Linked DNA regions of Homo sapiens: region 1 is linked to region 2. A link is a loop called in an ENCODE intact Hi-C map of the cell type or tissue named here. Cell type or tissue: heart left ventricle. All regions are shown on one strand. Links, peaks and the distances in the headings refer to the core of each region. The heading gives the core; the rest is flanking DNA.

Region 1 (14,780 bases), core at 1,252-3,751, 71 kb after region 2:
GGGGTACATAGTGATTTTTGTTGTTGTTGTTGTTGTTGTTGTTGTTGTTTGGCGGGGGGAGACAGGGTCTCGCTCTGTCATCCAGGCTGAAGTTCAGTGGCCCAATCTCGGCTCACTGCAACCTCTGCCTCCTGGGTTGAAACGATTCTCCCAACTCAGCCTCCCAGGTATTTGGGACTACAGGCGCGCACCACCAAGCCCGGCTAATGTTTGTATTTTTAATAGAGATGGGGTTTCCCCATGTTGGCCAAGCTGGTCTCGAACTCCTGACCTCAGATGATCCACCCACCTCGGCCTCCCAAAGTGCTGGGATCACGGGTGTGAGTCACTGCGCCCCACCCATAGTGATGTTTCAATACATATAACACATAATGATCAGGTTCAGTTCCTCATTCTTTATGCCCCTTACCTCTTGGGGCTCTCAGAATAAACTGTTTATCCCCAAAACCACATCTTTGACCTGGAGACCAGCAAATCCAAGAGCTTCTCCTCCCTCTCACTATTCCAGTGGGTGTGGGGAGCTGCTGACCAGCAGTGGATGATGGAGAGAAGGAGGGAAGCCTGTGTTGGGGTACCCAAACCACCCAGATCTGGGACACGCCCTACTGTTCTCTGAAGCAGAGCCCAAGAGGACTCACCATCTGCAGTGGGCCTCCCTATAGAACCCTCCAGCAGGGCTGGGCACAGTGGCTCACATCTATACTCCCAGCACTTTGGGAGGCCAAGGTGAGATCATCACTTGAAGCCAGAAGTTTGAGACCAGCCTGGGCAAGAAGGCAAGACAGTCTTTAATTAAAAAAATAAATAAAAAATAAAAAAAAAGCCCAGGTGCGGTAGCTCACTCCAGTAATCCCAGCATTTTGGGAGGCTGAGGCAGGCAGATTGCTTGAGACCAGGAGTTCGAGACCAGCCTGGGCAACATGGCAAAACCCCATCTCTACTAAACAACAAAATTTAGCCGGGCGTGGTGGCGCATGCCTGTAGTCCCAGCTACTCGGGAAGTTAAGGCACAAGAATCGCTTGAACCCAGGAGGTGGAGATTGCAGTGAGCCAAGATTGTGCCACTACCCTCTAGCCTGGGCAACAAAGTGAGACTCTGTCTCAAAACAAACAAAAAAAGACCCCCTTCGGCAGCAGTAGACGTGACAGTTAACCCACCTCGAGCACTCGGCCATCGATCTGCCTTCCTCCTGGACAGCAGACACTGGGCAACATCAAGTGTGCAGTCCCTAAAATACATCAAAGCTGGGATCACTTCCCCTCCTGGGTAGCTTGGGACCTCCAGTCCCTTTGGAAGAGTTGGTTCATTTTCTTTTTAGGAGGCCTTCTTGAATCTCTAGTCGTCGTCAGGCTTAGGTCACACTACCCATGCACTGATCAGCCCTGCCACGTGGGGGAGGCTCCAAAAAATGAAGCGGTTCCAGGGGTGCCAAGGTTCAGAGCAGAGTCTTGAGAGCCTGAGGGGCAGGAGGAGGCAAAGGTCTCTGAGGACGAAGGGGTTTGGCCACAGTCCCGGAAGATCTCAGGTCGTGGGGCTTCTGTGAGCGGGCACATCCCCTGTGCCTGTGTGATTGTGAGCTTGTGTGCTTGTGTGGTTGGGGGTCCTTCCTGGAGGAGGCATCTAGGTTGAGGGCCCCAGGCCGGGAATGGGGTGGGGCCTGTCGTCAAGGAAGGGACTCAGCCCTGGAGGTTTCTGTGAGAGCTCAAGCCACAGGAGCCACAAGATAAGAGGAGTGTGGCTGCAGAACCCAGGTGGCAGGGCTTTCCTCAGGCCCCTTACTCCTGACCTGGACGAGGCCGGGGCTTCCTCAAGGAGGTAGGAGGTATCCTGGCCAGCAGATCAGCCAGAAGCTCTAGGAGGAAGGTGCTGCGGCCGGGGACTCTGCTGCCCTAGACAAGACTTCATTTCCTTCCATGCAGATGGCTGTGTGGGTTCCTGCTCTGTTGAGTGAATGTTCCCTGGCAGTGGCCAGATGCTTGCTGCGCTCTCATCCCTCCACTGGGGTCCTGGGGAGGTGTGGCAGCTCCTTAGGAAGGAGCTCTTTCCTAAGGCTGATTGGAGAATGTGCGGTCGGGGCGGGGGGCGGAGGAGTGCTCCTGACAGGTCCTAGTAGCTGGGAGATTCCCCAGAGTATAGGCTTGAGGGCCTAAGTTACGGGAGAGAGAAGGTCAGGGCCAGGGGGCCCCTTCCTGAATCCAGTCCACAGGGTTAACCCCTCATTTCCAGAGCCTATCTTCTCCCCCACACCCACCCACACAACCCAGCACCAGGAAATCCAGAGCCCAGAGCACTGTGGTCACAGGGACACATGTGGCCCTGGGTGTGGCCGGGACACGTTGCAGGCGGTTGGGGACATGACGTGGTCTGCAGATCTCCCAGGGCAGGGCAGAGGGCCACTGTTTGGGGGAAGCACCCCAGGCCCTCTCTCTTAGAGAGAGAGCCTAGGGGCAGCAGAGGAGCCACCTGGGTCGGCCCCCTGGGGACAGTGGGAGGAGTAAAAGGGAGGGTGGAGGGCCCTAAGACAGGCCGCGAGTGGGCGCCCAGGACAGGGATCCGCCCAGCCGGCGGGAGCGCCCTTGGGGATGACGGCGGGAGGGCTGGGCGCCCCCTGGTGGCCGTACTGGGCGGTGCCGCCGCTCTCCGCACATCCTTCGCGGGGCCCTGTGACTTCGTTACCCTCCTCTTGAGGCCACGCCGCCAGGTGGCCTGAATCGAGGGTCGGGACTCCATCGTCGCGCTCTGCCCCTCGCCCGCCCCTCTCAGGCTCTCTGACTGCCACCCCTGCCTGCCTGCCCGGCCCTGCACAACATGCAGCCCTCCGGCCTCGAGGGTCCCGGCACGTTTGGTCGGTGGCCTCTGCTGAGTCTGCTGCTCCTGCTGCTGCTGCTCCAGCCTGTAACCTGTGCCTACACCACGCCAGGCCCCCCCAGAGCCCTCACCACGCTGGGCGCCCCCAGAGCCCACACCATGCCGGGCACCTACGCTCCCTCGACCACACTCAGTAGTCCCAGCACCCAGGGCCTGCAAGAGCAGGCACGGGCCCTGATGCGGGACTTCCCGCTCGTGGACGGGTGCGTAATTGCTGCAAGGGGGCGATGGGAGCTGAGCACACTCCTGGGCAAGGGAGGGTCCCAGAGTATGCAGGGCTGTGGAGGAGGCTCCCTCACACCACCCCTGGATGCCCTCTCTCCCGTCATGCATGGGTACCCTTTCCCCTCTGTCATCCCCTCTTGGGTGGGCACTCCTAGCCCGGGCCTCAGGGGATCTCAGTATAGTCATGTGACAATGAGGGATGGGGATCCCCAGATGTGTCCTTCCTGAACTGGAGGGCTAAGAGGCCCATCTGTCTGTTCTTCACCTGACCCTGGCTTGACATCCCTCCAGCCACAACGACCTGCCCCTGGTCCTAAGGCAGGTTTACCAGAAAGGGCTACAGGATGTTAACCTGCGCAATTTCAGCTACGGCCAGACCAGCCTGGACAGGCTTAGAGATGGCCTCGTGGGCGCCCAGGTACCACAGGGATACACGAGGTGCCACAGCATGGCTGCTGGGGGATGATGGGGAGAGTGGGGACCCCAGAGATCACAAGTTAGTCACATGAGAACTCAGTTACCATAGTGACCCAAAAAGTGTCATGATATGGATGCTGGGGGCTGCAGAGGCTACAGTGAGCCAGCTTGGTGGCCAGGAAGACCCTGTGGAAGAAGCAGTACATTACATGTGGCCTCCTGGCCCACTGGGTGCTCTGTCAGCTGTGGAGGCTGTGAGCAGTCCAGGGTCCTCCAAAGCAGCCCCCATCCAAGCCAAACCCTGGCCTTCCCCCCAGTTCTGGTCAGCCTATGTGCCATGCCAGACCCAGGACCGGGATGCCCTGCGCCTCACCCTGGAGCAGATTGACCTCATACGCCGCATGTGTGCCTCCTATTCTGAGCTGGAGCTTGTGACCTCGGCTAAAGGTAGGCAAGTTGATGGGAAGCGTTAGGAACTTGATTGAGCTACTCCAGCCCTGGAAAGTAATCACCTGACCTACCTGCCCCCAGCTCTGAACGACACTCAGAAATTGGCCTGCCTCATCGGTGTAGAGGGTGGCCACTCGCTGGACAATAGCCTCTCCATCTTACGTACCTTCTACATGCTGGGAGTGCGCTACCTGACGCTCACCCACACCTGCAACACACCCTGGTGAGCCTAGTGCAGATGGTGTGGGACCGCTGAGGCAGGGGCAGAGATCTGCCTGAGGTCACTGTGGGCCCAGAACAAGCTTTACCCATGGGATGTGGCACTGACTCTGGAGTGGGGAGGGGAGCTGGGATTCTGGTTTTCAGAATACGACTTGACCCCTGGCCAGACGCGGTGGCTCATGCCTGTAATCCCAAAACTTTGGGAGGCTGAGGCGGACAGATAACTTAAGGCCAGGAGTTCGAGACCAGCCTGGCCAAGATGGTGAAACCCTATCTTGAAGAAAAACACAAAAATTAGCCAGGTGTGGTGGTGCGTGCCTATAATCCCAGATACTCAGGAGGCTGAGGCATGAGAATCTCTTGAACCCAGGAGGTGCAGGTTTCAGTGAGCTGAGATGGCACGACAGCACCACTGCACTCCTGCCTGGGTGACAGAGCGAGACTCTATTGCCAAAAAAAAAAAAAAAAGAAAAGGAAAAAAAAGACTGGACCCAGCAGGGCCCTCCTGCTGCCAGGCATGGCCCATTTGCAGGGCCCATTTTGGATCCCTGTTTTTGTTTCAGGGGGGTGCAGGGATGGAGGGTGGGTAGGGCCTCTAGACTCTTGAGGCCGAGGAACAGCTACCAGTCAGACTGCTTCCTGGCCACCCTGCAGGGCAGAGAGCTCCGCTAAGGGCGTCCACTCCTTCTACAACAACATCAGCGGGCTGACTGACTTTGGTGAGGTGAGGACCCTGGTTCACACTCCACCCCAAACAAATGTGCACACCCCAGCTGTTTCTTACAAATAAATGTATACACATGTGCACCCCTGATACCCTTCTCCCAACATGTCCCTGCAGAAGGTGGTGGCAGAAATGAACCGCCTGGGCATGATGGTAGACTTATCCCATGTCTCAGATGCTGTGGCACGGCGGGCCCTGGAAGTGTCACAGGCACCTGTGATCTTCTCCCACTCGGCTGCCCGGGGTGTGTGCAACAGTGCTCGGAATGTTCCTGATGACATCCTGCAGCTTCTGGTGAGAAACTGCCCAGCCCAGGAACCTAAAGCAAGAGGTTCAAACCAGGAGCCCTTCGGCCAGGCATGGTGGCTCACACCTGTAATCCCAGCACTTTGGGAGGCTGAGGTGGGCTGATCACTTGAGGTCAGGAGTTCAAGACCAGCCTGGCCAACATGGGGAAACCCCGTCTCTACTAAAAATACAAAAATTAGCCGGGTGTGATGGCATATTCCTGTAATCCCAGCTACTTGGGAGGCTGAGGCAGGAGAATCTCTGGAACCTGGGAGGCGGAGGTTGCAGTGAGCCAAGATCACGCCACAGCACTCCAGCCTGGGTGACAGAGTAGGACCCTGCCATGGAAAACAAAAACAAAAAACAGGAGCCCTCAAACCTGAGGCCCTGCTCCCTCCACTTCTTCCAACTTCAGGCTGAACATCTTTTGCCCCACAACCCCACAGTCCACATCCAGGAGTCGGGGGTTCTAGATGGTAAATATGTATATTCCTCTACTCCTCAAAGCAAGTGCCAAGACACCTATGCCAGACCAGGGCCTAGACTCCTCCCTTCATACAAAACCAGAGAGGTGAAGTTTCTGCTGACTCCTGAAGTCAGAGCTGAACACCCTCTCCAGGGATCCAGAGGGTGGCAGGGCAGGAATGCAGTTTGCTGAGGGGCCAGGCTAAGTGTCCACTTGCCCGCCCCTGCAGAAGAAGAACGGTGGCGTCGTGATGGTGTCTTTGTCCATGGGAGTAATACAGTGCAACCCATCAGCCAATGTGTCCACTGTGGCAGGTAACTCCCTCTCCCGGGCTCTCTGAACAGTTCTGATTTGCACCTGAAGACTTGGGAGGGCCCCAGGACTGTCCCAGTGGTTTCACTGAAAAAAATGCAGTGATGGACAGTACACAGCACATTGGTCACATGGAGCTGCAGCCACAGAGTCAGTGCTGCGGTCCTGATGGGTATAAGGGAGGAAGCCACACATAGAACCTGAGTGCTAACTATCTGCGCCTCTGCAGGGGATCCCCAAAGCACCCTTCCTCGGCCTCTGGCCAAGAGACTAGAAGGGGAAGGCCCCTTAGGTCTCTGGGGTCTTTGTCAGTTGTACTCTTTGTCCCTCCGTCATCTCCCACAACCATAGAAAAGAGTTCCTACCAGGTTCTCAAAGAGACTAGAGGCAGGTTTAATCCTAGGTGGGAAATGGCCCAGACAAGTGGCTCTGTGGATCCACTCCAAACCTGAAATCCAGGCCAGAACCAGCTGAATCCATTCAGGTCAAACCTCAGGGTTCTCAGGTTGCCAAGCTATGTGGCAGGCCATAAAGGAATTAGCCTGCCTGGCCCACAGGCTGCAAGAAGGAGACTCAGTGCCATCCAGCCCCAGTGGCACCCCTGCCCTGGAAGCCCTACGCAGCTGACTGTCCACCTTCCCCCTCCCCAGATCACTTCGACCACATCAAGGCTGTCATTGGATCCAAGTTCATCGGGATTGGTGGAGATTATGATGGGGCCGGCAAGTGAGTGCCTTCCCTGTGGCTTGTCTTGGGCTAGCTGTACAGCAGTGGGGCCTTCACGGTCACCATAGCCATCACGTCCTTTAGGCCTTGACCACACTCCCGGGATCAGTTCTCTGGGCTCTCCTGTTTGTCTTCATCCCAGTGACCCCACTCTAGGACATTATACTTGGCCAAACCACCAGACAGAGCTCATCTGCCCAGCACTGCACGTACCCCCAAGCCCAGGAGACTCACTCTCCCTGAGCAGACCATCAGCAAGGTCTGGTGTGAGCCCTGTGCACAGTGGCTGTGTTTGCAACCACTGTTTTCTGAAGAAGCTCTTCCTCTCCTTCTCCTTCTCCTTTTCTTCCTCGTCCTCCTTCTTCTTTGTCTCCTCCTCCTCCTTCTTTCTTCCTTTTCTTCTTCTTCTTCTTCTCAGGGTCTTGCTCTGTTGGCCAGACTGGGGTGCAGTGGCGCAATCTTGGCTCACTGCAGCCTTGACTTTCTGGGCTCAAGCAATCCTGCCATCTCAGCCTGCAAGTAGCTGGGGCTACAGGCATGTGTCATCATGCCCAGATAATTTTATTTTTGGCAGAGATGGGGTCTCGTGTTGCCCAGGCTGGTCTTGAACTCCTGGACTCAAGTGATTCTCCTGCCTTGGCCTCCTAAAGTGTGGGATTACAGGCCTAAGCCACCTCACTGGGCCTTTTCTTCTTTTTTTCTTTTCTTTTTTTTTTTTTTGAGACAGAGGCTCACTCTGTTGCCCAGCCTGGAGTGCAGTGGCACAATCTCGGCTCACTGCAACCTCTGCTTCCTGAGTTCCAGCGATTCTCCTGCCTCAGCTTCCCAAGTAGCTGGGATTACAGGTGTGCGCCATGATGCCCAGCTAATTTATTTTTCCTTTCTTTCTTTCTTTCTTTCCTTTCTTTCCTTTCTTTCTTTCTTTCTTTTTTGTCTTTTTAGTAGAGATTGGGTTTCACCATGTTGGCCAGGCTGGTCTCAAACTCCTGACCTCAAGTGATCCGCCCACCTTGGCCTCCCAAAGTGCTGGGATTACAGGTGTGAGCCACCATACCTGGCCATTTTCTTCTTTTTAACTCTGGTTGGTAGGGGGGATCATTTGCATTCAGTAAAAGGCATAGATCTTAATAGTATGATTCAATAAGTTTTGATAAATATTCAAGGAGGTTTTGAGGCCTCCTTCTGAAGGATAAAGAGCAGAGGAGAATTACCTACTCTCTCCAAGTCTCCACTTCCCATACCTGACCAGGGCTGGGGTTTCATAGACCCTGGACTGTGGTTCTGAGTCATGATCAGGGAATCAGGTCTGAAACCCACTAGCTGGTGGCCACACAGATTCCCTCAGGGGCTGGAAGACGTGTCCACATACCCGGTCCTGATAGAGGAGTTGCTGAGTCGTGGCTGGAGTGAGGAAGAGCTTCAGGGTGTCCTTCGTGGAAACCTGCTGCGGGTCTTCAGACAAGTGGAAAAGGTACTCTGGGCTGGGCAAGAGAGTAGCCGAGGGGTCTGAGCAAGTGTATCAAGGAGAGCTGTGGAAGCTGAGCACCGACTGCCACCTCTAGGTACAGGAAGAAAACAAATGGCAAAGCCCCTTGGAGGACAAGTTCCCGGATGAGCAGCTGAGCAGTTCCTGCCACTCCGACCTCTCACGTCTGCGTCAGAGACAGAGTCTGACTTCAGGCCAGGAACTCACTGAGATTCCCATACACTGGACAGCCAAGTTACCAGCCAAGTGGTCAGTCTCAGAGTCCTCCCCCCACATGGCCCCAGTCCTTGCAGTTGTGGCCACCTTCCCAGTCCTTATTCTGTGGCTCTGATGACCCAGTTAGTCCTGCCAGATGTCACTGTAGCAAGCCACAGACACCCCACAAAGTTCCCCTGTTGTGCAGGCACAAATATTTCCTGAAATAAATGTTTTGGACATAGAAACAGACCTGAGTTTCCTTCTCTGCAATGGGGACTGGTGGCATCGTCTCCCAGTGCTGGTGGTTGGTGGGGGATCCTTCATTTCAGCCACCAGTTGTTTAAGGAAAGACTGTTGACAGGAGCCCGAGGTGACCCAGGTGATTGGGCTCAGCACTGGATGAAAACAGTGGTGGATCCGGTGGCAGGAGGTGGACCCTATTCCGTGTTCCCTCTGAGTAGCTCATCTCTTTTTATTTATTTATTTATTTATTTATTTATTTATTTATTTACTTTTGAGGCAGAGTCTCACTTTGTCACCCAGGCTGGAGTACAGTGGCGCAATCATAGCTCACTGCAGCTTTGAACTCTTGGGCTCAAATGAAGCTTCTGCTTCAGCCTCTCAAGTAGCTGGGACTATAGGCGTGCACCACCACACTCAGCTAATTTATTTTTATTTTAGCTTTCTGGATTTTTTTTTTCTTCGAGACAGAGTCTTGGTCTGTCACCCAGGCTGGAGTGCAGTGGCACAATCTCGGCTCACTGCAAGCTCTGCCTCCCGGGTTCAAGCAATTCTCCTGTCTCAGCCTCCCGAGCAGCTGGGACTAGAGGCGCCCGCCACCATGCCCAGCTAATTTTTGTATTTTTAGTAGAGATGGGGTTTCACCTTGTTGGTAAGGCTGCTCTCGAACTCCTGACCTCAGGTGATTCACCAGCCTCGGCCTCCCAAAGTGCTGGGGGATTATAGGTGTGAGCCACCGGGCCTGGCTTTTTGTTTTTTGAGATGGAGTCTTGCTCCGTCGCCCAGGCGGGAATGCAGTGGCGTGATCTCGGCTCACTGCAACCTCAGCCTCCCGATTTCAAGCGATTCTCCAGCCTCAGCGTCCTGAACAGCTGGGACTACAGGCATGCACCACCATGCCCAGCTGATTTTTCTTTTTTCAGTAGAGAAGGAGTTTCACCATATTGGCCAGGCTGGTCTCGAACTCCTGACCTTGTGATCCACCTGCCTCGGGCTCCCAAAGTGTTGGGATTACAAGCTAGAGCCACTGCATCCGGCCAGCTTTCTTTTTTTCATTACTTCACTTAGAAGGAGGATTTTTAAATTTTTTTATAGAGACAGGGATCTCCCTATGTTGCCCAGGCTGGTCTCGAACTCCTGGACTAAAGCAATCCTCCCACCTTGGCCTCCCAAAGTGCTAGGATTACAGGAGTAAGCCACTGTGCCCAGATGGAGTAGGGTAACTTTGATTTACCTAGCCAACCATAAGCAAACATTTTAAACTGTGCTTATGTATTATTTTGATAACATTTAAAAAATTAATTGTAACTTCATGCCCTGTCCTTTTCACATGTCTAATGTAGGAAATAGGGAGTCCTCTGAACCTCTTCCAGTTCTGGGGGCTGCCCATTAAAATAATACTTTTTTTATTTTTCCTGAGACAGGGTCTCTGTCACCGCTGGAGTGCAGTGGCACAATCATGCCTCACTGCAGCCTCAACCCCCTGGGCTCAAGTGATCCTCCCCACTCTGTTTCCTGAGTAGCTGGGACCATAGGCGCGCACCACCATGTCCAGCTAATTTTTGTATTTTTTGTAGATACGAGGTTTCACCATGTTGCCCAGGCTGGTCTCAAACTGCCAGACTCAAGTGATCCACCCACCTTGCCCTCCCAAAGTGCTGGGATTACAGGCGTGTGCCACTATGCCCAGCAAAACAATTTAAAATAATAGGCTGAGAGCGGTGGTTCACACCTGTAATCCCAGCACTTTGGGAGGCCGAGGCGGGCGGATCACAAGGTCAGAAGATCGAGACCATCCTGGCTAGCACGGTGAAACCCCATCTCTACTAAAGACGCAAAACATTAGCCGGCTGTGGTGTCACGCGCCTGTGGTCCCAGCTACTTGGGAGACTGAGGCAGGAAAATCACTTGAACCCAGGAAGCAAAGGTTGCAGTGAGCCGAGATCACGCCACTGCACTCCAGCCTGGGTGACAGAGTAGCACACAAAACAAAAAAAAAACACAAAACAAAACAAACCCAAAAACAACAAAACAAAACTAAGCTAAAATAATAATGATAATAATAATAATAATAATAATAATAATAATATAGGAAACAGGTGCACATGCAATGCTTCTGCACTTTTCTTAAACTATTAGCAAAGTTGCCATTCTTCATGTTGTTCCAAGTCACTTAAATAAAGACCTTCTGGGCAGGCCGGGGAGATTTATGGGAGACCAAAATAAACATGACCTTTCTCTGCCCTTCCTGAGAGAACCAAAGCTAGAAGCAGCTGGGTCACACTTGGCCATTAACCCCCAGGCATGAGGAGGAGCAGACAGCAACCAACAAGGGGAAGTGGTCGCCAGAGGCCAAGGCCCTTCTTGAGGTGCCCAGAAGGGGATGCCCACTTATCAGGGAGCCCAGGTGGAAAAACAAGAGACAGACACAGACGCAGAGGGAAGATAATTTAGATTCGGTCTGTGTCATTGGCCTTTCTCAGCAGCAACTGGCCCAGGAAGTTCAGATGCTACCCAGATTCAGGGTTTTTTTTGTTTTGTTTTGAGACGGAATTTCCTCTTGTTGCCCAGGCTGGAGTGCAGTGGCGCGATCTCAGCTCACTAGAACCTCTGCCTCCCAGGTTCAAGTGATTCTCCTGCCTCAGCCTCCCGAGTAGCTGGGATTACAGGCACCTGCCACCAGGACCAGCTAATTTTTTTTGTATTTTTAGTACAGACGGGGTTTCACTATGTTGGCCAGGCTGCTCTCGAACTCCTGACCTCGGGCGATCCACCCAACTTGGCCTCCCAAAGTGCTGGGAATACAGGCGTGAGCCACCATCCCCAGCGTTGTTTTTTTTTTTTTTTTGACAGGGTCTCACTCCCATTGCCCAGGCTGGAGTGCAGTGACACGATCTCAGCTCACTGCAGCCTCAACTTCCTGGCCTCAAGTGATTCTCCTACCTCAGCCTCTGGAGTAGCTGGGACCTCCGGTGCGCACCACCACGCCTGGCTAATACTTTGTATTTTTAGTAAAGACAGGATTTCACCATGTTGCCTAGGCTGGTCTCAAACTCCTGGACTCAAGCAATCTGCTTGCCTTGGCTTCCCAAAGTGCTGGGATTACAGACATGAGCCACTGCGCTGACCCAGATGCAGTTTTTGTTTGTTTTGAGACGGAGTCTTGCTCTGTTGCCCAGGCTGGAGTGCAATGCACTCGGCTCACTGCAACCTCCGCCTCCGAGGTTCAAGTGATTCTCCTGCCTCAGCCTCTTCAGTAGCTGGGATTACAGGCACACACCACCCTGCCCAGCTAATTTTTGTATTTTTAGTAGAGATGGGGTTTCACTGTGTTGGCCAAGCTTGTCTCAAACTCCTAGACTCAAGCAACCTGCCCGCCTCAGCCTCCCAAAGTGTTAGGATTATAGGGGTAAGCCACCGCATCCGGCCCCAGATGCAGTTTTGAGATCTATTTCCCCTGCACCAGGATTTTTTCAACAGGAAATGACGAGGAGCTGCTGGAAGCTAGCCTTGTATTGTCTTTAAGGAGGATTTCTGCCCCAGGTGAAATAACGTGTCAGACCAAGCCCCCTCATGCTCTCAGGACCAAGAGACCTAGTCTGATCTTGTCCCTCAACTCCATGCCTTAGAGAATCCACCTGTGCCTCCTCCACAACAGTTGTTGTAATGCCCAAACTAGACCTCTGCTGGGCTGTTAGCCAACCCTGGATCCCCTCTCCACTCCTCCATGCCCGATCCAGACCTTTGAAGCAAGGTTCAGCTACTGCTGTGGTGCCTCCCCCAACCCCCATGACCCTGATTAGCCCTCACCAGCACTACCCATGATTTCCCTTAGCCAGTATCACCATAATAAAGAAATGAGATGCAAACTGATCAGGGTGCAGGTAGATCTCTTCCCGAGAGGATAACTGCTAACTAACATTTGATGTGTAGACTCTTCTGGGGTCTTTTTGTGTCCGGAATTGGTGGGTTCTTGGTCTCACTGACTTCAAGAATGAAGCCACAGACCCTCGCGGTGAGTGTTACAGTTCTTAAAGGTGGCGTGTCCGGAATTTGTTCCTTCTGATGGTTGGATGTGTTCGGAGTTTCTTCCTTCTGGTGGGTTCGCGGTCTCGCAGGCTCAGAAGTGAAGCTGAAGACCTTCGTGGTGTCACAGGTCTCAAGGCGCCGAGTCCGGAGTTCTTCGTTCCTCTCCGTGGGTTCATGGCCTCGCTGGCTTCGGGAGTGAAGCTGCAGACCTTCGCAGTGAGTATTACAGCTCATACAGTATGGATCCAAAAACGGAATAGCAGCAACAGCCATTGCAAACAGCAAAAGAACAAACCTCCCACTGCCTGGAAGAGAACCCCAGCAAGTTGCTACTGAAAGAGCGGGCAGCCTGCTTTTATTGTCTTATCTGGCCCCACCCACATCCTGCTGATTGGTCCATTTTACAGAGAGCTGATTGGTCTGTTTTACAGAGAGCTGATGGGCCCGTTTTGACAGGGTGCTGACTGGTGCGTTTACAATCCCTGAGCTAGACACAAAAGTTCTCCACGTCCCCACTAGATTAGCTAGATACAGAGTGTCGATTGGTGCATTCACAACCCCGGAGCTAGACACAGGGTGCTGATTGGTGTGTTTACAAACCTTGAGCTACATACAGAGTGCTGATTGGTGTATTTACAATCCCTTAGCTAGACATAAAGATTCTCCAAGTCCCCACCAGACTCAGGAGCCCAGCTGGCTTCACCCAGTGGATGCTGCACCGGGGCCGCAGGTGGAGCTGCCTGCCAGTCCGGCGCCGTGTGCCCGCACTCCTCAGCCCTTGGGCAGTCGATGGGACTGGGCGCCGTGGAACAGGGGTTGGCGCTCGTCGGGGAGGCTTGGGCTGCACAGGAGCGCACGGCGGGGGTGGAGGCTCAGGCATGGAGGGCTGCAGGTCCCGAGCCCTGCCCGGCGGGGAGGCAGCTAAGGCCCAGCGAGAAGTCGAGCACAGCAGCTGCTGGCCCAGGTGCTAAGCTCCTCACTGCCCGGGCCGGCTGGCCGCTCCGAGTGCGGGGCTTGCCAAGCCCACGCCCACCCGGAACTCGAGCTGGCCCGCAAGCGCAGCCTGCAGCCACGGTTCCCGCCCACGCCTCTCTCTCCACACCTACCCGCAAGCTGAGGGAGCCGGCTCCAGCCTTGTCCAGCCCAGAAAGGGGCTCCCACAGTGCAGCGACGGGCTGAAGGGCTCCTCAAACGCGGCCAGAGTGGGCGCCAAGGCCGAGGAGGTGCCGAGAGGGAGCGAGGGCTGTGAGGGCTGCCAGCACGCTGTCACCTCTCATTTTTGTGTCTGTATACTAACATATATATAGAAAAAAATATTCGGCCCGGTGCGGTGGCTCACGCCTGTAATCCCGGAACTTTGGGAGGCCAAGGTGGGCGGATCACGAGGTCAGGAGATCAAGACCATCCTGGCTAACACGGTGAAACCCGGTCTCTACTAAAAATACAAAAAATTAGCTGGGCATGGTGGTGGGCGCCTGTAGTCCCAGCTACTCGGGAGGCTGAGGCAGGAGACTGGCATGAACCCGGGAGGCGGAGCTTGCAGTGAGCAGAGATGGAGCCACTGCACTCCAGCCTGGGTGGCACAGTGAGACTCCGTCTCAAAAAAAAAACCACGTCTCTAAAAAAGAAATAAGGCCGGACGTGGTGGCTCATGCCTGTAATCCTAGCACTTTGGGAGACCTAGGTGGGCAGATCGCTTGAGCTCAGGAGTTCAAGACCAGTCTGGGCAACATGGTAAAACCCTGTCTCTAAAAAAAAATGCAAATATACAAAAATTAGCTGGGCATGGTGGTGCATGCCTGTAGTCCCTCCCAGCTACTTAGGGAGCTGAAGCAGGAGGATCACTTTTACCTGGGAGGTCGAGGCTACAGTGAGCTGAGATGGTGCCACTGCACTCCAGTGAGACCCTGTCTCAAAAAAAAATTTGTTTTAATAAAATAAAAAATAACAATTAGCCATGCATGGTGGCACTGCACCTATAGTCTCAGCTACTTGGGAGGTGGAGGAAGGAGGATCGCTTGAGCTCAGAAGTTCAAGGCTGCAGCAAGCTATGATCAAGGCTGCAGCAAGCTATGATCACCCCACTGCAACTCCAGCCTGGGTGACAGATACTCTGTCTCTTGGAGAA
Region 2 (14,780 bases), core at 6,983-9,482:
TACTCATGACTACATTTATCTATACAAGTGTGAGGTGCAACTGTCACCATCACTCCACAGACCGTGAAATGAAGGCTCAGGGAGGCAAGATGACTGACTGCCTGGGACACCCAGTGGAAGTCGGCTGGCTAGAGGTAGGGCAGGAGAGCAGTATTGGGTGAAGGTGGCCTTCCCCAGCCCTCCAGGACACCCTCCCATCCCCCACCCCCTATGCTGCTCTAGTAACTCCACGTGGGCCTATGACTTCAGTGGCTGGGAAAGTGCCACGGCACGCTCAGGACAAAGTGGGAAGTAAGTCGGGGCGCCCCGGCTGGTGGCAAGTCCTTGACTCAGCTTGTCTGGGAAGAAGGCACCTGGCTGGACCAGAAGCAGCCCTGCCTATGCTTGAAAGCCGCTCCCTTTCTCTGTGATAGCACACCCTCTTGAGGAGCTGCCAAGAGATGGCTCAGCAGGAATGATAATATCACCTTTCACCCAGTGAGCAAGCTCAGCACTGTTCAGCACGTCTTCTTGGCCAGACTTGCCAGCTGGCCAAAAAGCTGGATAGCTGACCTGGGCTGGGGCAAGCCCTCCCTTGCCATGGAGCTATCCCAGACCATTGGAGAGCTGGTGGTCACCAACTTGCCCAGCAGGACACCAGAACCAGGGAGTGAGGGCTGCAGCATTGAACAGGAAATAGGACAAAGGCTGCCCAGCTCTGGACGCAGACCTCAGGGCATCTTACCATCCTAGCTTGCACAGCCATGGAAACACTCACATACCATGGCAGCCACAGGCACTCCTAGGCAGGTATGAACCCTAGGACTGAAGAGGAGGGTGGAACTCTGCTCTGGGCAAAGACTGCACCCTCTGTTCAGACCCAATTCACTGAAGAATTTGAGGACCACTCACTGTCTCTCCCTGCAGACATGTGCAGCTGATCAGAGTCCCACAGAGTTCCAGGGTTGTGCCAAAGAGATAAGGCAAGTGAACTCTTCATTTTCTTTTATAGGGATATGCCCTTGGCACTACCATCAACCTCTCAATGAGAAGAAACTGGTTTAGAAAAGGCCATTCCCAGCCTGGGCAACATAGGGAGACCTCATCTCTATTAAAAAAATAAAAAATTAGCTGAGTGTTGTGGCACATGCCTGTAGTCCCAACTACTTGGGAGGCTGAAGCAGGAGGATCACTTGAGCCCAGGAGGTCAAGACTGCAGTGAGTCATGATTATGCCACTATGCTCACACCTGGGCAACAGAGCAAGACCCCATCTCAAAAAAAAAAAAAAAAAGCTATTCCCTAAGTAGAGGGTTATGCTTAAAGCATTCTGGAATTAGCAAGAGAAAAGTTTTAGAAATTATTTCGACTGATGAGTCAAATCAGGTGAGAAATTTCTCAATTGCTCCTCTTGGCTGTGGCTGCTCCTGAGCCAACCTATAGGCACATATGCCTTTGATGATGCAGAACCCACAGTCCACGTGCATATGCCTCTGTATGTGCAGCGTGTGAGAAAAAGAAAGATATATATCATGTGTTCGGGGTTCCAACAGCATCCTGGATCTAGAAGGTTCTTGCTATGACCTGCAAACCTCTGGAAGCTTTAGGAGATGGTAGGGGTATGCCCCCCAGCATCCTCTCTTAGCATTGCAGCTGGGGAGACCGAATAAAGCAGTGAGCTAGTGCAGCTACACTACATGAGCTAAAAAGAAAAGGAGAGGAACAGCAAGCACAGCTGGCAGCTGGGGGCTCACACAAAGTGCTCTCTGCAGGAGTGTGGTAGACAGTGAGAAATGCTTGTTTTGAAAAAGTACAGAGACGTACGTATCTGATGTATTTCTGCATGACCTCCTCCAGGGGCCGCAGACCCTCCTTGAGGAAGATAGATGGGTTCCACATGGCTGCTCGGGCCACCATCACGGAAGAGGCTGCCGTGGCTTGTCGAAAGTCCTCTATGTCCGAATACTGTTGGATGTGGTCATGAGATCCTCCGCTAAAAAGCAACCAGAGGGTTAGGGGTGTCCCCATCACGGAACCTATCAGCATTTTCAGAAAAAGTCAGCTCTCAGATCTGCCACTGATTAACAATGTGAATTTGGCCAAGTCCCTTCAGCTATCAGAGCTTCAGTAAAGTGGATATTAGAATCCATATCCCATTATGAAGTTAGGAGCACTAACTGAGATAATACATGTAGAGTGCCTGGCACTTAATAGGTAATCCAGGAAATTTACTTTCCTTGCCCCTAATCTAAAACAGTGGCTACAGCCAGCCCACATCTGGAGACATGGGTCCATAACTGGGCTACTGGGGCTACAGGAAAACCCCCAAGCTGAATGGGCCACTTATATGTTCACTGAGGGCTAAGTCAAAACCCTGGCGAGAGGAACAGACACCCTAGTGATGACAAGAGGAAGGAAGGAGGCCCAGTTAGGTCATACTTTCCCCTCCCTGCAGCCTGCTGCTCCAAGGACCCCCTGCTCTGTCTCTGTACATTTCATCAGGAGTCAGTCGGCAGCCTCAGTCCTGAGACAGGCATGCAGAGGGGAGGGTCTCAGGTGGCAGCAGAAGGAACAGGTCTGGGGTCTTGTGGAAAGCCCTGCCCTTTTCAAGCCACCCCTAAAACTTTTCACTCTAGGGAAGGCTGGGCCTGGCTACCACCCAGCCCTTAGCTCTGTGGGACACAGAGTACATGATGAAGACAGGAGGCTTACTTGGCTATGACAGGAATGGAGAGGGTATCAGCAATGGCTTTGATGACTTCACAGCTGACAGGATGCTGAGGTCGCTCCTCCCGCTTCCTTGGAGATAGAAAGATGGGGCTGAGGGCTAAGCACCAAAAGCCACGACACCACTCACACAGGGTTACCTCAGCCAAACCTTACTGTCCTCCCCACTGAACCTCAGGAAGGTCAGGTGGCCATATGGCAATCAAGGACAGGTGGCAGGAAATGGCTCTCCCTGCCCTCTGGAGAACTGTGAGGGGCAGGGGCAGCACAGATCCATGCTGAGACGGCAAGTCCAGCTCTTGGAGGCCTGCAGGGGAGGCCTGGCTGCAGGGGGGCATGGTGGGTGGCCTGGCTCCCAAGGTCATGTTGCTTTTCCCTAGCTTCCTTTTGCCTCTGCCAGAGATGAGGGACAGGGCCATAAGAGTGCTGCCCCTACTGTCCCAGTCCTGCCCTCTCCAAGGGACTGGGAACAGCTGCTGCTGCTCAGACTGGCCACTCCCACACAGCTGCCAATGCCAAAGCCAAGTTGCACAGCTGATCCTAGGGAGAGGCACCTGACACAGGGTAGGCCCCGCACCCAGGAAAGGCACGGACCATGGCTGCCACACCACGGCACAAGGGAGGCAGGACCACAACCTGGGGCCCCTCCTTCCAAAGTCAACTGCAAGTTCTTGTGCATGAGTTTTAGGGCTGCTGACGTGAGGCCTGACCTGAGCTGTGCTCAGCAACAAAGCAAGCAAGACGGTCGACCAGATAGCCCTTGTCCAGCTCTTGTCTGAGTATGTCCCCTCTGCTATACTCTTGTTCTTTTATTTTTGATATGGTGTTTCATTCTTGTTGCCCAGGCTGGAGTGCAATGGTGCAATCTCGGCTCACTGCAACCTCCACCTCCTGGGTTCAGGCAATTCTACCTCAGCCTCCCAGGTAGCTGGGATTACAGGCATGAGCTACCATGCCTAGCTAATTTTGTATTTTTTTTAGTAGAAACAGGGTTTTACCATGTTGGTCAGGCTGGTCTTGAACTCCTGACCTCATGTGATCCACCCGCCTCGGCCTCCTAAAGTGGTGGGATTCTAGGCGTTAGCCACCGCGCCCGGGCCCCTCTACTATACTCTTCAACAAAAGGGTCGAGGGCCCTGTCAACCTAGCCTCTACCTCTGTCTCCCTACATCTCCAATGGTCACTTTTAGCCCATCTCACCAGCTTTGATGGTCACAAAGGGCTTCTTCAAACTCACCCACATCTGTCTTCCGAGTGTTCCCAACTACGGGTAAAAAATAATAGCTTCCTTTATTAAGAGAATACTGGCTTGGCATGGTGGCTCACGCCTGTAATCCCTGCACTTTGGGAAGCCAAGGTGGGTGGATTATTTGAGGTTAGGAGTTTGAGACCAGCCTGGCCAACATGGTGAAACCCCATCTCTACTAAAAATACAAAAAAAAAAAAAAAAAAAGCCAGGCATGGTGGCAGGCACCTGTAATCCCAGCTACTCAGGAGGCTGAGGCAGGAGAATTGCTTGAACCCAGGAGGCGAAGGTTGCAGTGAGCCGAGATCATGCCACTGCACTCCAGCCTGGGCAACAGAGCAAGACTCCGTCTCAAAAAAAAAAAAAAAAAAAAAAGAGAGAGAAAGAATACTACATGCCAGGCACTGTGCCAAGGATTTATATTCACAATCTCATAAAAGCCCTGGGACAACCCTATAAAGTAGAAATTATCTTAATTTCTAAACAAGGAATGTTGTGCTCAGAAAGGTTAAGTGATTTCCCAAGGATATACAGCTAACAAGCAGCAGAGCCGGGATCTCAAACCAGGGAGTCTGAATCCAAAGCCTGCTGCCTTGGGAAGGCGCATATGTGTACAAGTGTGTACTCCTCCCTCCTGGCTTCAACCCAAGCAACTCTGCTTTGCTCTGCTTTGTATGAAGGGAGTTCTGGGTTCCCTTCTCTGAAAATGTTGTAAGAGCACAATCAACAACTTGGGCTCTTCCTATAAGACCCCTAAGCCCAAAGGAACATCACTCAGAGAAGAGAGGTCCCTCTGGCCCAAGTCTACTGACCTGAGATGCTGTACAAAATCACATCCTGGACACAGGGAACAAGTGTGAATGGTAAGCCAAGGGTGGCCTTCAGAACCTCAGCTCTCAGCATAGAGTACATTAGCTACAGCTAGAAGGATTGTTTAGTCATTGTGACAGCTGGCAGTCCAACAAATGCAGACAAGAGAGGCAGAGCCTTTAAAAGAATAGGTTGGGTATGGTGGCTCAAGCCTGTAATCCCAGCACTTTGAGGGGCTGAGGCAGGAGGATCACTTAAGCCCAGGAGTTTGAGACCAGCCTGGGCAACATAAGGAGATCCCGTCACTACAAAAAAATAAAAAATTAGCCAGGTGTGGTGGCATGTGCCTGTAGTTTCAGCTACTCAGGAGGCTGAGGCAGGAGGATTACTTGAGCCCAGGAGTTTGAGGCTGCAGTGAGCTATGATTGTGCCACTTCACTCCAGCCTGGGTAACAGAGCAAGACTGTCTCAAAAAACAACAACAACAATGAAAAACACATAAACAAAGCAGTCTGTCTGGGATTATTCAAGGGAGAAGTCATTGCTCAATATAATAGAAAGAAAATGAGGCTGGGCCTGGTGGCTCATGCCTGTAATCCCAGTACTTTGGGAGGCCAAGGTGGGCAGATCACCTGAGATCAGGAGTTTGAAACCAGCCTGGCCAACGTGGTGAAACCCTGTCTCTACTAAAAATATAAAAATTAGCTGGGCATGGTGGAGCGCACCTGTAATCTCAGCTACTCGGGAGGCTGAGGCAGGAGAATCACTTGAACCCGGGAGATGGAGATTGCAGTGAGCCAAGACTGCGCTACTGCACTCCAGCCTGGGTGACAGAATGACAAAGAGGAGGAGAGGAGAGGAGGGGAGAGGAGAGGGGAGGGGGGAGGGGAGGAGATGGGAAGGGAGAGGGGAGGAGATGGGAGGGGAGAGGGGAGGAGATGGGAGGGGAGAGGGGAGGAGATGGGAGGGGAGGGGGGAGAGGGGAGGAGATGGGAGAGGGAGGGGAGAAGGGAGGGGGAGGGGAGGGGAGGAAGGAAAGAAGGAAGGAAGGAGGGAAGGAAGGAGGGAGGGAGGGAAGGAAGGAAGGGAGGGAGGGAGGGAAGGAAGGAAGGGAGGGAGGGAGGGAGGGAAGGAAATAAATGAGATTTTTCTCATGAGGGTCAGAATTCCACCACGTACTGGCTGCATGGTATGATTTTGAGCAAATTACTCAATCTCTAGCATTTACACATCCTGATAGTAGAGGTGTTTCTCCTTTCTTAGTCTCTCTGTGTCTCTAAACCTCAGTACCTACCCTCAATAGGCACTCCATGAATGAAAGAAAGGCAAATGCAAAAGCCCATTCAGGGTCTGCCTGCCCTCCAGACTCATAAGATATCAAAGAGCTAGGCAGAGGTAGGCTGAATATGTAGAAGAGAAATTGGCTGTCACTTGGGGTGACAGATCAATTAAGGAAGGATCACTAAGATGGGTTAGGACCTCCCTGCCAGTCACTAGAAAGGTGACCACTCACCTCCCATGAACTGCGATGGCAGCAATGCCAGTCCTCTCTATCCGCTTCACAAGGCTCAGGGTATCTTCTAGCTGAGGAGGAGGACCACACAGGATGGTTACTGAAGCTCCAGAAGGAGCAGCTGCTGCCTCCTAAAGTAGGCTCAGCTCTACTCTCTCCTCCAAGCCTAATTTAGCACCTCAAGAATCGTTCACAAACCTAAATCCAACATCACCAGAGAGAATGGACCTTCATATGTAACACACCATCCTTACCGATGGCAGGATGCGAATCTTGCAGGTCACAGGTCTGCGTGTCCCTTTAACAAGAGTGCTGAGGATCTGCAGAAAGGAAAACACAAGAGCACCTATGTCTTCTGGAACAAACCATCACTCTGCCTGTACTAATTAACTCCGCTACAGGCTGTGCATTCCGGTGGCATGAACAGTTTGCATATGTGTGAATGCATGTGTGTGTCTGTTACACACATACACACATAAGCTCCATGAGGCAAGGGACCTGCCTTTGTTCTATACTGGAGCCCCAGCACCTGCCTGGCACCTAGTGGTATACACATATTTGTCAAATATACTGAATGAGTGAGTGAATGGGTACGCGTGTACACCTGTGTGCAGCTCACTGAGCCTTTGCCAGGACAAATACCAGAATTATCTGGAGAACTGAAGAAATACACACTCTTGAATTCCACACTATTATTTCCTGAGTCAGTCTCTAGGGGAAGGGCTTAGGAATGTGTGTTTTCAAAAGGCTCTGCCCAACACACTCCAGCCCGTCCTCAGAATCATTCTGAGGCCTAGCCTTGGTTAAGAACACACGGCTAAAAAAAAAAAAAAAGTAAGAAAAAAAGAACACATAGCTAACTGGGTGTGGTGGTTTATGCCTGTAATCCCAACACTTTGAGAGGCTGAGGTGGGAAGATTGCTTGAAGCCAGGAGTTTGAGACCAGCCTGGGCAACACAGCAAGACCCTGTTTCCTTTTTGTTTGTTTGTTTGTTTGTTTTGTTTTGAGACAGGGTCTGGCTCTGTTTCCCAGGCTAGAGTGCAGTGGCACAATCTTGGCTCACTGTAACCTCTGCCTCCCTAGCTCAAGCCATCCTCCCACTTCAGCCTCCAGAGTAGCTGGGACCACCATGTTGGCCAGGCTGGTCTCGAACTCCTGAGCTCAAGCAATCCACCTGTTTTATCCTCCCAAAGTCCTGGGATGACAGGCTTGAGCCACTGCACCTAGCCCATCCCTGTTTCTATTAAAAAAAAAAAAAGCGGGGGGGCAGACAGCTTCTTTCCTGGGTGAAGGGAATGTTCCCTAAGTGTTGTTCCAGGACTTACAGGGTGAGGGAACAGGAAGGCTCTTAAGGGGGGCCTGCATTCCTCTTTAGGGCAGTCAGACATACATGAGTGAAACTGGCAAAGGAAAAGACAACATACTCATAAGATAAGCACATATTTAAAAGTGCTTATCACATAGCAATTGCAAAAGATTTCAAAGAAAGATCAAGAAGTCACGCAGGAAAGTGACAGGGAGGTAGCAAGACCAGACCACACAAGAATCAGAGATAGAGAGGTGTAGATGACACTGCATGTCTGTGTCATTGCTATCTTCTTCCCTCATCAGAAATTTCAGGCCAGGCAAGCTGGAGGAAAGATGATCCCAAGAACCCTCTTCCAAGAACTGGATCTCTGCCTAGCAGAGCAGGGGGATATCTAGGTGGCTGCTGCCAGTCTTGATTCTAGACAGGCGGGGGCAGCAGAGAGCCAGGTTGCAAAAACCAGTAGTGGAGGCCTATCAGGGACAGGATGAAGCAGGCCATTCCAGAAGACATCAGATCAAGAGGCTGGACTGACAGACAGTTCATGAGCAAGACAGGACCTGCTGGCCCAAATGCCAGGGACTGGCAGGAAGGAACAGTCTCTAGGTGCTGCTCCAGGAGGCAGACTTGGCCTGAGGTCTTAGGGTCACCCTGGCAGGCCTTAAAGAGGCACTTACATTTTAAGGGCGGGACTGACAGGTTCATCAAGAAATACAATAAAAATTCTCATTCTAGTCCCATCCTTCATGCTCAGAGCAACATCTCTAAAAGGTTCCATTACAAGTGCTCACTTAGAATCCTCTGACATTTGGTGATTTAAGCAACACCAGCTGGTCTGATCCAATTCTCTGTCTTGTAGAACTTCCTTTTGCTATTTTATCCAAGTAGCTCTCAGTACTTTCTTCAGTATTTCTGTGTGTTTCATGTGTGTGTTAAGGACTAGGAAGGAAATTAGGTAACCAAAAACCCTAGGCACTTGCAAGGGTCACACTGAGGGGAAATGGCAACTAGAGATTGTCTTCTGGCCAGGCTCTAGCATGACACTCTCCTGGACACCAACTCTCCAGATCCAAGTCTTTGGGGAGAAAGAATGAGAGACAAGTCCATATTTGAGCAGAGGAACAGCACATCTACCTACAAGCAGGCTTGCCTCAATAGACCCACTGGCCAACTGAAGAAAAGCAGTCTCCTTCACTCCCCTGGTTTCTGGGAGGCAGCAGATGAGGATAGGAAAGCATAGGCCTGGAAAGCACTGAGACCTGAGTTCATGTCCTGGCCCTGCCAATTGTCAGCCATGGCCCAAGTACAGTGTACACAAGGGGGATGCCCTGCGCACACCTGTAATCCCAGCACTTTTGGAGGCCAGATCACCTGAGGTTAGGTGTTCAAGGCCAGCCTGAACAACATGGTGAAACCCCGTACCTACTAAAAATACAAAAATTAGCCGGGTGTTGTGGTGCATGCCTGTAATCTCAGCTATTCAGAGGCTGAGGCAGGAGAATCACTTGAACCCAGGAGGTGGATGTTGCAGTGAGCTGAGATCGCACCACTGCACTCCAGCCTGGGCAGCAGAGCAAGACTCCCTCTCAAAATAAATAAATAAATATTTAAAAAAATAAAATAAAACTGAGGTTCTTAATCCAGGGAGCATATATCAGAGTTACCTGGTAGAAGCTTTCTCAAAGAGATTGATATCCCACTCTCCACCCCTACTCACCCCAAGGGTCTGCAGAATTCTCAACAGATAGCATCCTTTATTTCTAACTGGGGTAAAATATATATAACATGAAATTTGCCATCTTAAACATTTTTAAGTGTATAATTCAGTGGCATTAATTACATTCACAATGTTGTACAACCACCAATGTTATGTATTTCCAAAGTTTTTCATAACCCCAAACAAGAATCTTGAGAAAATTTCTAGAGGTGGTCTTGAGATACTCCCACAGATGGAACCACGGGCCTAAAACGCCAAGCCTGGAAGGACCCGCAAAGCTCTCACCCAGGTCACCCAGCTTGCCAACACAGTCTGGACCCGAATTGAATCCAGCCCCTACACCTAAGCCACATCTGGCTTTGTTGTGGAAGCCTGCAACCTCCCTACCATGGGGCAAACCCCATCTATCAGTCCAACCTGGCCCATCTGAGTACCCAACCAGAGAAGTAGTGAAATGAACTAAGCTTCTGAGGTTGAGTGTATCTCTGCTGCCTCATGGATGAAATCTGCCTTATTCAAAGAGGGGCAGTAGAGAGGACAGAGCCAACAGCCTGGGTCTGAGAAGAGAGGAGGCTGGAGGATAACAAAAATGCCTGTGTGCTCATGTTGTGAACCACATCCTCCCTGCTGGGGCCCCCTCTCCTAGGTGTGGAAACCAATTTGACATCCAAGATGTCTACTTCCACTCCACCCTGCACACAAGTGTCTTAACTGGAGATTTCCAAGTTGAGGTGCCTATTGACCTGACACTTATAAACTATACCCAGGCACCTTGAACCTGAGATGCTACTGGAGAGGGTGCTGACACTAGGAGTCAGAAGAGACTATAGTTCACAAGCTGGCTCTGCCTGCCACTTATTTACTATATGATCTTTTTTTTTTTTTTTTTTTTTTGAGACGGAGTCTTGCTCTGTCGCCCAGGCTGGAGTGCAGTGGCACGATCTCTGCTCACTGCAACCTCTGCCTCCCGGGTTTATGCCATTCTCCTGCCTCAGCCTCCTGAGTAGCTGGGACCACAGGCACCCGCCACCACGCCCAGCTAATTTTTTGTATTTTTAGTAGAGACTGGGTTTCACCGTGTTAGCCAGAATGGTCTCGATCTCCTGACCTTGTGATCTGCCCGCCTCAGCCTCCCAAAGTGCTGGGATTACAGGCATGAGCCACCACGCCCGGCCTACTATATGATCTTAAGCAAATTATTTTCTCTCTCTGTGCTTTAGTCTATTGTCCTTGATCAAATGGAGATAACTGCCAATCCTATCTACTTCAAGGGGTTTCAGGATCAAATGAAAGGCACATTATGGCTGGGCACAGTGGCTCACATCTGTAATCCCAGCACTTTGGGAGGCCAAGATGGGCAGATCACCTGAGGTCAGGAGTTCAAGACCAGCGTGGCCAACATGACAAAACCCCATCTCTACTAAAAATACAAAAATTAGCCAGGCGTCGTCGTGGGCGCCTGTAATCCCAGCTACTCAGGAGGTTGAGGCAGAAGAATTGCTTGAAACCTGGAGGCAGAGGTTGCAGTGAGCTGAGATTGTGCCACTGCACTCCAGCCTGGGTGACAGAGCAAGACTCTGTCTCAAAAAAAAGAAAGGCACATTATACAGGTGCACTATAGATAGAGTATCTCTGGCTGCACATGGGAAAAACGAGAAGGCATGTAGCCAGCAAGCACAGTGGTCTTCCTATGTCCCAGAGACAGTGGGGCTGGAGGAACATGCAGGGTTGGGCTGCTGGCACAGCAACCATGCAGCTCTCATTGGCAATGATGGCAGCTCTCATTGGTGATGCCTAAGTCCCAAGTCGCTCTAGCCTCTGGGAAGCAGGATGAGGCTTAAAGCCCAGACAGGGAAGTAGCGATAGAGAATGAAAAGGAAAACAAAGGAGCTAAAAGGAAAGAGCTGGCAGACTGGGAGAGGAACACAAACCTGTCCCCAGGGCCTCATTAAGCTAGCCTACAGAATCACCAAAGAAAGGGGAACAGAGAGAGACTAACTTCAGCTTGCCTCCTCTGACCCTGGCCCGGGCTTCTCTCCAAGGGCTGGGGTAGACTCTTTCAGGACATAGGGGACCCACTGCTCCTCTCATCAAGCCCCCTGGGAGAGGCCAATCCACCCACACACATACAAACACATATGGCCACTGAGCCCGTCCTCACCACAGGTGGGCTGGCCTCTGCTCTCAAGACCTTCCCAGAAGGGAGACAGGAAATACAGAGGAGGTTCTCTGTGAGTCCTCAGGACCCCTGGCTCTTCATTGACATGTCTCTTGCTCTGGGCTTTTTAGGAACATCAAGGCTGCTGTAGGCTGGCTCGGGGGTTCCCAAACTTAGCTGCATGTCAAAATCACTGGAAAATTTTTTGGAAATCGCTAGGCCTCAGGGAGAGAAACTGGGTGGACATCAGTAAATCTGGTATTGGTGGAAGGAGGCGTTCTAGACAATTCTAGTTTGGAGCTGTGTTTGAGGACCCCTGCTTTCACTCGTGGAGGACTTACCTTCTCAATCTTGTCAGGGTCTGACAGCAGGGCAGCTCCCATTCCTCCCTAAGGAGAAACACACAAAAGGTCTTCTTACATCTGGGAGACACTATGGCCCTCTCCATGGGATGGGGTCTGGCAACTGAGCGTCACCCCGGCACTCACTTCCAAGGGACCAAGGCCCACTGGCAACCGGCACTTCTTTTAAACAAGTAGGAGGGCAGCAGTATCTGTGCCCATAACATCTGGGACTGAAGTGTGATAATTTTTTTTCTTTTTTTTTTGAGACAGATTCTCGCTCTGTCACCCAGGCTGGAGTGCAGTGGCGCAATCTCGGCTCACTGCAACCTCCACCTCCCCAGTTCAAGTGATTCTCCTTCCTCTGCATCCTGAGTAGCCAGGATTGCAGGCATGCACAACCACACCTAGCTAATTTTTTAATATATTTTTAGTAGAGACAGGGTTTCACCATGTTGGCCAGGCTGGCCAGACCAGAGTGATGACTTTTAAAATGTATAGGCTGGGCGTGGTGGCTCACGCCTGTAATTCCAGCACTTTGGGAAGCTGAGTCAGGTGGATTACCTGAGGTCAGGAGTTCGAGACCAGCCTGGCTAACATGGTGAAATCCAGTCTCTACCAAAAATACAAAAATTAGCCGAGCATGGAGGTGTGTGCCTGTAGTCCCAGCTATTCAGGAGGCTGAGGCAGAAGAATTGCTTGAACCCAGGAGGTGGAGGTTGCAGTGAGCCGAGATTGCACCACTGTACCCTAGCCTGGTTGACAGGGCAAGACTCCATCTCAAACAAACAAACAAACAAAAAAGTCATCATTCTGATCCCCTTGGTAAATCCCACAAATCTATCTAGAGTGGGCTATATAAAACTTATTTTTCAAGACTGCCCACTCCCTAACCCAGGTCTCAGTGTCTTAATAAACTAAATCCCACCATCTCCCAAGCCCTTAAAAAACAATGAATCATCCTTCATTTGAAATAAGATCAAATGTGCCTTCTTCCTATCATACTCAATGCTTGCATAGGCATCAACACCACCAGCAAAGCTACTAAGGTGCACACAACTTACAAACCTTGTCTAGGCCCTTCTCTTCTGCCAGCAACAATGTCCCAGCCCAGACCCATGCCCAACTCTAACCAAAGCCCCAGGAAATGGAAACTACCAACCCACACAACCACTTGAATCTTGATAATAGTAATGGTGGTTGCTTTTTATTGTGAGTTACTGGTGATTTTCCTGCTCTTTTCTGTACTTGTCTATATTTTCCAACTTCTAGACAATGGTATTAATTACTTTAATAATGGAGGAGGGGGATCTTTAAAAATCTGAATCCATTAAGAGTGAGATGAAGGCAAAAAAAACAATTCCAATAAATATATGCTGCCAGTATAAAGATTACATACTAATGAATGCTCACAGAATGTGCTCAGAAGGTGTAAGTTCAGTTATTACACTTTAATTTCATGTTTAAGGATGATAAATTGGAATCAGAGAGAACATTAAACCACCACAGACTCGGCCAGGCTGAGCCTGGATTTTAAAGAAGAATGGGTAGACTGGAAAATCCACCAAGCCTGGACTACATTGGTCATAAAAGAAACCTTGAAGGCCTTGAGGAAGCCCCAGCACTCCCCCTGGCTCCATCTGTCCTTCCACTCACACGTATCCAGCCCTTCCTTATAGAATCACAGGATCTAAAATTCAGTTTCACTGCCCCTTCCACAATAATAGCTTTCTCAACAATGGAATTTCCTTCCTTCCTTCGTTTCTATTAAACTTACTTGCTTTTTTGAATAGGTAAAACATTCAAAATTTGAGAGATTCAAATGGGTAACGAGTAAGAAGTCTCCCTGCCTAAGGAATGGGAAATGTTTCAATCTATACTTTTTTTTTTCTTTTGTTTCTCATATAGGGTCTCACTCTGTGGCCCAGGGTGGACTGCAGTGGCGTGATCTTGGCTCACTGCGACCTCTGCCTCTGGGGTTCATGCAATTCTCCTGCCTCAGCCTCCCAAGTAGCTGGGACTACAGGTGTCTGCCACCATACCTGGCTAATTTTTATATTTTTTGGTAGACATGCGGTTTCATTCTTTTGGCCAGACTGGTCTTGAACTCCTGACCTCAGGTGATCTGCCCGCCTCAGCCTCCCAAAGTGCTGGGATTACAGGCATCGGCCACCAAGCCCAGCCTCAATCTATGCTTTTTATCTGGCTTCAATTTTTGAACCATGAGAACACAGCAGATATTCAGCTAGTATGTACATGTGTGGCATATTGATTGGTGTCTCTTCTGACTGATCAGTGCCAGTGCTGTGCCAGTTAATTATTTTCAGTAGCACCCCTGTAATGGGAATTTACTACCTATGCATAACCAGATAAAAACTTAAGTTTCCTTCCCCAGAGGAAATCAATGTTACTAGTTTCTTCTGTGTCTCTCCAAAAATCTTCCCTGAATAAACAAATAAATATATATAATCATTCCCTATCCTCCTTATATAAATGGTATATACCACCTTACCCTGCCTCCAGATCATTTTAACTCTGCTCCTCACATAATTTAGGAACACAAAGAAGTAATCAGAAAACAGCAAAACCACCGGGCACAGTGGCTCACACCTGTAATCCCTGCACTTTGGGAGGCCGAGGCAGGTGGATCACGAGGTCAGGCGTTCAAGACCAGCCTGGCTAACATGGCAAAACCCCGTCTCTACTAAAAATACAAAAAAAATTAGTTGGGTGTGGTGGCGGGCACCTGTAGTCCCAGCTACTCAGGAGGCTGAGGCAGGAGAATCGCTTGAACCCAGGAGACGGAGGTTGCAGTCAGCCGAGATTGCACTGCTACACTCCAGCCTGCACGACAAGAGTGAGACTCCATCTCAAAAAAAAAAAAAAGCCCAAAGATACCTAAAGTCCAAGTCCAGCTGATCTTTTACCAACCAAGGTTTTCGATCCTGCAGTCTGCTTCTTCTTCATCATCTCCCACTCGACA

Evidence for each region. A loop is a pair of places that touch in the nucleus more often than their neighbours do. Peaks named below come from ENCODE experiments on the same cell type or tissue, not always from the same donor. Only the 100,000 strongest peaks of a DNase experiment are listed, where the experiment ranks them.
Region 1: it touches region 2 in a loop (3-fold over the local background); 18 of 110 quality-filtered maps call a loop at or near these places.

The regions. Positions count from the first base shown.
Region 1 is chr16:67,981,242-67,996,021 of GRCh38, reverse strand. It overlaps DPEP2 (dipeptidase 2), which reads left to right. Exons shown (of 11, transcript NM_022355.4): 2 at 2,765-3,072; 3 at 3,386-3,512; 4 at 3,829-3,958; 5 at 4,043-4,184; 6 at 4,838-4,907; 7 at 5,025-5,201; 8 at 5,891-5,975; 9 at 6,624-6,699; 10 at 8,035-8,170; 11 at 8,262-8,628. The coding sequence starts at 2,810. The coding sequence ends at 8,516. Among named protein-coding and RNA genes, the nearest start is that of DPEP3, 8.1 kb to the right of the region's middle. RefSeq lists silencers at 2,447-2,706, 10,802-11,096, 11,219-11,318 and enhancers at 3,367-3,436, 5,826-5,885, 5,926-5,975. In heart left ventricle, for the core only: CTCF peaks have their summits at 2,404 and 2,615 (motif pointing left); DNase peaks (open chromatin) are centred at 2,551 and 3,139; H3K4me3 peaks cover 688 bases; H3K27ac peaks cover 867 bases.
Region 2 is chr16:68,058,131-68,072,910 of GRCh38, reverse strand. DUS2 (dihydrouridine synthase 2) reads right to left here. Exons shown (of 17, transcript NM_017803.5): 8 at 11,798-11,845; 9 at 6,529-6,594; 10 at 6,275-6,345; 11 at 2,691-2,777; 12 at 1,803-1,971. Among named protein-coding and RNA genes, the nearest start is that of NFATC3, 20 kb to the left of the region's middle. RefSeq lists an enhancer at 11,359-11,408. In heart left ventricle, for the core only: a CTCF peak has its summit at 8,008; a DNase peak (open chromatin) is centred at 8,020; H3K27ac peaks cover 1,185 bases.